Regions from separate parts of the Homo sapiens genome. Here all the other regions are linked to region 1. Evidence: chromatin loops called from intact Hi-C (ENCODE). Cell type or tissue: B cell. All regions are shown on one strand.

Region 1 (2,500 bases):
TGACAAGTGCTAAAGTAAAAGGCCAGGATGGGGTGTGGCAGTGTATTTTGGGGAGGGGCCCAAGGGGGCCTCCTGGCCAATAGGAGAGGAGTGGGCCAGGCCAAGTCAGGGCATATGTCCAGCGGTTACACACCTGTCGTTACAATACTGAAATCTTTTCATGCCCCTGGGTTAAAGCCCACTGTCTGGACCCCCAGAGGGGCTCCCACTGCTGCTGTCTCTGTCCAGCCCTTCTCCTGGCCCTCTTCAGATGTCCCTAGGATCTGCAATAAAGGAGTTAATACTTAGCCTAGCAGGAGGTGTTTTGGAGTGGTGGGGGCCAGTGCCTGTGTTAAATATTTTGAATATCCCCCTGGGCAAAAAGCATGACACATGCAAAGGCCCTGGGGCAGGAGAGCCTGGAGCTGGAGCTGGAGAAACTGCAACAGGCCAGTGTGCCCGAGGCAGAGTTAGGAGGAGGATAAATAAGGCCCAGGGGGTAAAGCAGGGCCTGTGGATCATGGCAAGGATTGGGGTTTTTATTCTGAGTGGGGTGGGGTCCCCGGGAGGGTACTGAGCAGAAGAGGGCCATGGTCTCATGTAGGTTCAGCCAAAGGATTGGTCTGGCTGAGAGCTGAATCAAGGAGGGTAGGGAGGGTACTAAGGCCATTCAGAGGAGCGGGGAGGGCGACAGGAACCAGGGAGGGGTGTGGAGGCTGGGAGGAGTGAGAGTGAGTGGGTGGGGGCCTGGAGAGAGCAGGAGTGGGGAGGAGCAGGCTTCGGGAAGCTGGTGGGCCTCGGCATACTAAGCTTGTGCTCTCATAGATGTGGTGGAGGTATCTGGACCTCAGCCCTGCAGTGAGCAGAGGTCAAGCGAGGGCGTCGTCAGCATGCAGGTGCTGGGTGAGCACATGCACGAATGGCCAGCAGTTCCTCTTCCCCCTCCACTTTCATCTGTTCCTTCGCCACCCACTGCGTTAGCACGCTGCCCTGCTTTAAGCCCTGGGGACTCAGCAGTTACGGGACAGACATGAAACTAATCCAGTGTGAGAAACAGATGGTAAACACACAAAGTGATCAGTGGGTCACAGAACACCAGGCACCAGAGAAGAGAAACAGGGAGGGGCTGTGTTAGACAGGGTGGGGGGACTGTGCTCTAGTGCTGTGGTTTCAATTTGTCCCCCAAAGTTCATGCATTGGGAAGTTAGTCCCCAGGGCAGCAGCGGTGAGGGTTGGGGCCTTGAAGAAGGGGTTGGGCCAGGAGGGGTTCATGTTAACTCAGAAGTGGGGTAGTTGTCCTGGGAGCGGGCCCTGATAAACAGGATAAGTTCGGCCCCCATCCCTCCGTAGTGCTCTTTGGCCCTTCCACCTTCTGCCACGGGAGGATGCAGCAGGGTGGCCCTTGCCAGGTGCAAGCCCCTTGACCTTAGACTTCCCAGCCTCCAGAACTGAGCAATAAGTCTCTGTGAGTAATACATTTATAACTACCCAGTCTCAGATATTCTGTTACAGCAGCACAAAATAGACGAAGACAGCAAGTGATCCTGGTTTTCCGTTTGTGGTAGTGAAAGAAAAACTCCCTTTCAAATGCATTTAACTAAAAATAGTTAAAAGAAAAACATGACTGGGATAGTGGTGCAGAGGCTCTTAGCAAATTGCAAAGTCATCACGGCTGTCAAGGTTTGGGATTGATTCACGGTCTCCTCCCCTGCCAGCCAGGTTTACCAACCCATTTTGCAGATGAGGAGACTGAGGCTGAGAGAAGCGAAGGGGCTTGTCTGCAGACCTCCTGCACACACTCTGGGGCTCTTTCTGCACCGAGAGCCTCTCCTGCACCAAGAGGCAACAATGCAGTTCTCTGAGTTATTCTTTCTTGCTATTTCTCTTCCTTTTGGTGGATGAATTTGGGAGCTCTTTAAAACATCAGGGGAACTTTCTAGATGCAAATATTCCATCCAGCCCATTAACTAAAGTCGCAGCAAATAAACTGTAATCACAAGACCTATTATTAGTGTGGATTTGAAAGTAATTACCCAGTGTAGATTTAGACTGTAGGAAGAATGTTGTCTGGGGTGGGATTTTCACCAAACCTTCAAAGGGTGTGGCATGTGAAATAAGTAGAGCTACAGTGTGGCACCCACGATCCCCTGAACCAGCTGGGGGTGAATGAGGGAGTGTGGCTTGAGGTCATTCATTCGTTTGGTTGGCAAACATTTATTAGCACCTGCTGTGTGCCAGGCCCCATTCAGTGCACTGGGGGATGCCACGATAACCAAGACAGGGGGTGACCCTGCCTTGTGGACAGGATATTTTCTTGAGAGAAGACAGATGTTGAGAAAGAACAATTAAACAGGATGCCTGTAAATGGCCTAGAGGAAGTAAACTGGGTGAGGAGACAGTGCCTGGGGGCTACTTCTTCAAGGGTGCTCAGGAAGGCCTCCCTTGCAGGTGATTGCTAAGCTGAGACCTGAAGAGAGAGCTGTGCAGAGAGCTGAGGGAGGGAACAGCAGATGCAAAGGCC
Region 2 (2,500 bases), 67 kb after region 1:
GGCAGTGGTGGTGGGCCCCTTGGCCACTCGCTCCTCCACCGAGCCAGGCATGAAGGGGTATGGCAGTGCCGTGTGGAGCCTTATGTGGAAGTACTGCATCTCTGTGAGGACACTCAGGTACCGGGACGCGTGCATGGCTGCTCTGCCTGGCTGTCGACTGTTGGGCCGGATGGTTTGCATGGCTGTACAGGGTCCAGGAAGGAGCTGGGATGGAGGGAGCTGGAGCAACTTTCAGTCTCTGGTGGAGCGGGAGGAGGAGAGTGGAACAATGACCAGGGGGTGTGCTGCGATTGGCTGGGATCCAGAGCACACGTTCGGCTGGGATCCAGAGCACACGTTCAGGAAAGGAACGCCAGGGGCAGGTGCAGCATGTGTTACATAACATGCTGGCACAGGGCACAGCTGTGTGACCCTGGCCCTGCCCCACAGCATCTCTGAGCCTGTTACCCACCAGCGAAATGGGGCTCACACGCGTCCCTTCAGCGCTTGGTGTAGTGATTCCTTCGTGTGACCGTAAACGTCAGTCACTGAGTGGCTGAGGGCTCAGCCCGGACTCAGACACCAGGCTGCCCAGGTTTAATGCTGGCTTTGGCATTGTTAGTGGTGTGAAGCGGCTTCACCTCTAGCCAAAGTTTCCCATCTGCAGATCCTTTTAGGATTGTTTTGAGGATTCAGTGAGGTAATACACACTAAGATCAGGGCCCGGTGCGGTGCCAGCATTCAGTCAGTGTTGGATACGATGACCCTTGCCGTTGAGCTTTCTCCCCAGCTGGACAGCTGTGGGGGGTGGTGGGGGTATCTGGAATGGCGCCTGCATGGTGAGAATGAAAGGGTGGAGCAGAGCTCCTTGGCCCCCTGGGGAGGGGACACCATCTGTGATCGCTGCGGCCTCTGCAGCTGCCAGAAGGAGGGAGACCAGGGCGCAGGAAGCCAGGTCCCTTGTGATCTCAGGCAAGGCTGGGGTCTCCCCATCTGTAAAGGGGAACTACACGGGGCCCGAATTTGTATATGGAAGGGCTTAGGGGCAGCCACCTATTTGGAAGATGTGTTTGTACTTGGATGCCGCCTAAGGGCATATTATTTTATTTAAAGGGGTGGATTTGCAACAGGTAAGGGATTGAAAGATTGTCCCTCTTTCTTTCTGCCCTCACTCTCTGGTGTATAAACTTTATAAGCATTCCTTCCTTCCTTCCTTTTTGCCTTCCTTCTATTTCTCCTTCTTTCCTTGTTTCTTTCCTTTCTTCCTTCCTTCCCAAAATACTTGTGACAGCTTACAGAAAATACCTGCAACAAAATAGTTAATAAAAAACATCAGAAGCCAGGCATGGTGGTGCATGTCTCTAGTCCCAGCTACTCGGAAGGCTGAGGCAGGAGGAATGCTTGAGCCCAGTTCAAGGGTAGTGTGTGATGATCATGCCTGTGAATAGCCACTGCACTCCAGCCTGAGCAACACAGTAAGACCTCATCTCTAAAAAAAAGAATCAGGAGTGGAAAAAGCACAATTTAGAATAGGATGTCATGAGCTAGGGTAGAAAAATAGAACAGAACAGAGATATACAGGGTCCTGAGGTTCTTCTGTTGGGGTAAAAATTGCCAAGTTTCCTGGCAGCCAAAGGGAAAGGGGAAACCCAGCCACACAGTTTACTCTCACTGTAATAAGAAACCATAATTACAGTGGCCATAGTTGTCTCTGCTGCTGGGTGAGAGTGCCTGGGGCCCTGGGCCTCAGCCTCAATGGCGGGTCTTGGGCCTGGGCAGGTTTGAGGGAGCAGGGCAGACAGTGAGGGCTAAAGTGTTCTCTTGGGATGAGGATGCCGGCTGGCTGTGGGAAAGGAGAGAGGCAGAGCTCAGCCCTGGAGTGAGTCAGCGGCTGCCTGCCCCTGCCCCTGCCCCTGCCCCAGACCCCGGGATAGACCTCCTGGGTGGGTGACTTGGGAGCTGGGCCAGGCAGCGGGTGAGTCCTGGACTTTGGTGAGCTCTCCGTGTGCTTTTCCTTGTGACCACAGCTGGATTTTCCTGAGTCCCCTTCTGTCCCAAGGTTTCCAGGTATTGGCACTTTGGAAACCTCAGGGCTTGTTGACAGAATGCAGAGGGCTCGGCACTGGGAGGCCCGCTGTGCCCTGTCCAAGGGTGATTCGCTCGCTCCCTCTTGGCTGCCGTTTGCCCACATGGTCTGTAGGAGAAGCAGCACCGCCTCACAGAGCCTGGCAGACTGGCCTCTCTGTGCCTCAGTCTCCTCATTGAATGGCACGGCCACCTGACGGGGCTGTGGGGCGGGGCCTTACGGGAGGCTTTGTGGCTGTCAAGTGGTGATAGACAGGTAGCTTCACAGGGGTGTCACGAGCACTGGCGGGTGGCCTCCTCACCACCAATGAGAGGAGAGTGGTGGGGTGGGTGTGGGCACCATAATTGGCACTGGGTTTGTCCCAAACCCACTCTTAGCACCCATAACTGCCAGGCGCCCCTGTGGTTAACTGGGGAGGATGGGCCTTGGGCTCCA
Region 3 (2,500 bases), 190 kb after region 1:
CACAAGTTGGGGGCGTCAGGCCCACCTGTACACATGCCTCAGCCCCAGGGTCCCTCTCAACAGACTCCTGGTCCAGGAGGAGTACAAAATTGGGGCTGGTTTAAAAAAGAATTTTTTTTTTGCTTTTCGAAAACTTTATTTTTAAAATTCATTCTTGCACTGCTGCTGGCTTCCCCACTGAGCCCCTCCTCCGACCCCTCACACCTGGCTCCTGCGGGCAGGTGGGCCCGGCACCTGTGCCTGCTCCCAGCAGGGGTGCAGGCTCCGTGGCAGCAGCGTGGCACCAGGCAGGCAGCACCCCCAGCCTCATGTCCGCGTCTAACTTCTGGTATTGCATGTTCTGGGCAGGGAAGCGAGGGCGTCGCAGCAGTGCGGGATCGCTAGAGAGCAATGTGGAAGTAAGTAGGAAGCGCCTCTGTCCAGCTGGCTGTCCTGTGTCGCCTTCCCCAGTCCTCAGTTCATATCTGTTGTCCTGGTTTTTTTTTTTTTTTTTTTTTTTTGGTTTTTTTTTTGTTGTTTTTTTTTTTGGCTTTTCCTTCCCCTACTGCACAGAGATGCAGACACCCACTCCCTGCCCCTGCCTGCCTGGAACCCTGTGCATGTCAGCTTCTCCTCTGTGCCTAGAAATATCCATGCCTCTCACCGCTTGTTTTGGACTCAACAGTGGGGGTGGTTCTGGATTTTGTGTTTTGGTTTCTGCTTAACCCCATCACCTGTGGTCCCTGAGCATGGTTGACCATCCCCAGCTTCCGGCACCCCCGCCCGGGCCACCCGGCTCCCACTCACCCTCCACACTTGCTGTTGGATGTTTTTGCTGAACCCTTGACTTCCACGCCCGCCCATCCTCATCGCTTTCTTCTTGGAGTTTGATTGCTGTGTGTCTGCGGCAGGACACCATGGAATTGCTTAGCTTGTGGGAGGAGGAGTGTCTTGAGAGAAAGAGATTCAGTGTGGATTTCATGATATTTCACTCATCCTCCGGCCATCTCTGTATTACTGTTCACATCTCTACCTCAGCTTGCAGATCTTTTTCTGTTACCTTCTTTTTCCTTGTTTGGTTTGTAGTAGGCAGCTGTAGTGAAATGCCTAGGCAGCCCATTCTCCCAGAGGACAAGGTTTCTGAGCCCCACCTGTCCCTGTCACCACCTCCCCCGAGACCTCAGGACCCACATGGGCGGAGCACATGCCCTCAGCCCAGTTGAGCAGTCCCAGGAGAGCTGAGGGCCCTGTTTTCAGCAGGAGCAGGGCTCCTCCTCCAGGCACATCAGCCCCTCTGCACTCGCCACACACAGCGCACAGACACCCCAACCTAGGGGTTCCAATTTGAAATCTCAGGCTGCTGCCAGGGCCAAAGTGCTTGTCAGAATGAGACCAGAAGTCCTACTTCTGCCGTGGTGGTCAGAGAGATGGGCCCCTCCCCTGCCCTCACTCCCCACTTTGGTCAAGGCCAGTAACCCCCAGCTGCCCTGCACTGTAGTGAGAGGAGGCGGGGCCCAGTCCAGCCTCACTGAGCCCCACCCTCTGGCCAGTGAGTTGAACTAAAGCTTAGCAGTCAGTGGGTGAATTTTTACATTTGAAAAAAAAAAATCATTCTGACCTAAGTGCTTGAAGATCTTTTAATTTTGATTTCTATGAATTTCCTTTTTAGGGGTCCATCATTAGCAGTCCTCACATGCGCCGGAGAGCTACATCAACACGAGAGTGTCCATCTCGCCCACACCAGACTATGCCCAACTCATCTTCCCTCCTGGGCTCCTTATTCGGGAGCAAGAGAGGGAAGCCCCCTCCCCAGGCCCACCTGCCCTCAGCCCCAGCCCTGCCACCCCCCCACCCACCGGTGGTCCTGCCTCACTTGCAGCACTCTGTGGCTGGCCACCACCTGGGGCCCCCAGAGGGGCTGCCGCAGGCCGCCATGCACGGGCATCACACCCAGTACTGCCACATGCAGAACCCTCCCCCGTACCACCATCACCACCACCACCACCCACCCCAGCACATCCAGCACGCACACCAGTACCACCACGGCCCCCATGGGGGCCACCCAGCCTACGGGGCCCATGCCCACGGCCACCCGCCGCTGCCCTCGGCCCACGTGGGGCACACAGTGCACCACCATGGGCAGCCCCCTGCCCCGCCGCCCCCCACCAGCAGCAAGGCCAAACCCAGCGGCATCAGCACAATTGTGTAGACAGCCTGGGTAGGGGTCCCAGGCTCCCTGAAACACCTGCACACCACACAGGGCACGCCCGGGGGTCGCCAGCCGCACACCAAACCCGGGGCACTTCTGTTGCCATCTCTCCCCTCTGCCCCTCACGGCCCAACCGGAGCCCCAGGAGCCCACAGGGCTGGTGTTGTGTGGAACAAAGGCCCAGATTTCATTTCTTGTTGGCACCCTGGGCTCTGCTCACCTCAGTCTGAGGGATGGGTGGGCCTCAGACACCATCAGCCTTGAAACGGTGAGCCAGCCAAGTAGTGTTGAACTGCCTCCCCCACTCCAGCT

Evidence for each region. A loop is a pair of places that touch in the nucleus more often than their neighbours do. Peaks named below come from ENCODE experiments on the same cell type or tissue, not always from the same donor. Only the 100,000 strongest peaks of a DNase experiment are listed, where the experiment ranks them.
Region 2: it touches region 1 in a loop (8-fold over the local background); 12 of 110 quality-filtered maps call a loop at or near these places.
Region 3: a loop joins it to region 1, with 5 times the contacts of the local background. A loop is called at or near these places in 4 of 110 quality-filtered maps.

What each region holds. Positions count from the first base shown.
Region 1 is chr3:13,086,680-13,089,179 of GRCh38, reverse strand. It overlaps a transcript of IQSEC1 not described here. Among named protein-coding and RNA genes, the nearest start is that of IQSEC1, 15 kb to the right of the region's middle. RefSeq lists enhancers at 338-837, 1,478-1,537, 1,558-1,647, 1,698-1,757. In B cell, no CTCF peak of the experiment used is centred here; a DNase peak (open chromatin) is centred at 979; H3K4me3 peaks cover 420 bases; H3K27ac peaks cover 2,500 bases.
Region 2 is chr3:13,019,650-13,022,149 of GRCh38, reverse strand. All of the region lies in intron 1 of IQSEC1 (IQ motif and Sec7 domain ArfGEF 1), which reads left to right. Among named protein-coding and RNA genes, the nearest start is that of IQSEC1, 53 kb to the left of the region's middle. RefSeq lists enhancers at 284-363, 614-813, 2,500. In B cell, no CTCF peak of the experiment used is centred here; DNase peaks (open chromatin) are centred at 117, 509 and 939; H3K4me3 peaks cover 2,500 bases; H3K27ac peaks cover 2,500 bases.
Region 3 is chr3:12,900,671-12,903,170 of GRCh38, reverse strand. It overlaps IQSEC1 (IQ motif and Sec7 domain ArfGEF 1), which reads left to right. Exons shown (of 14, transcript NM_001134382.3): 13 at 349-398; 14 at 1,649-2,500. The coding sequence ends at 2,188. The region is part of intron 4 of LOC105376956 (a long non-coding RNA gene); the gene reads right to left. Among named protein-coding and RNA genes, the nearest start is that of LINC02022, 17 kb to the right of the region's middle. In B cell, no CTCF peak of the experiment used is centred here; a DNase peak (open chromatin) is centred at 1,180; H3K27ac peaks cover 1,413 bases.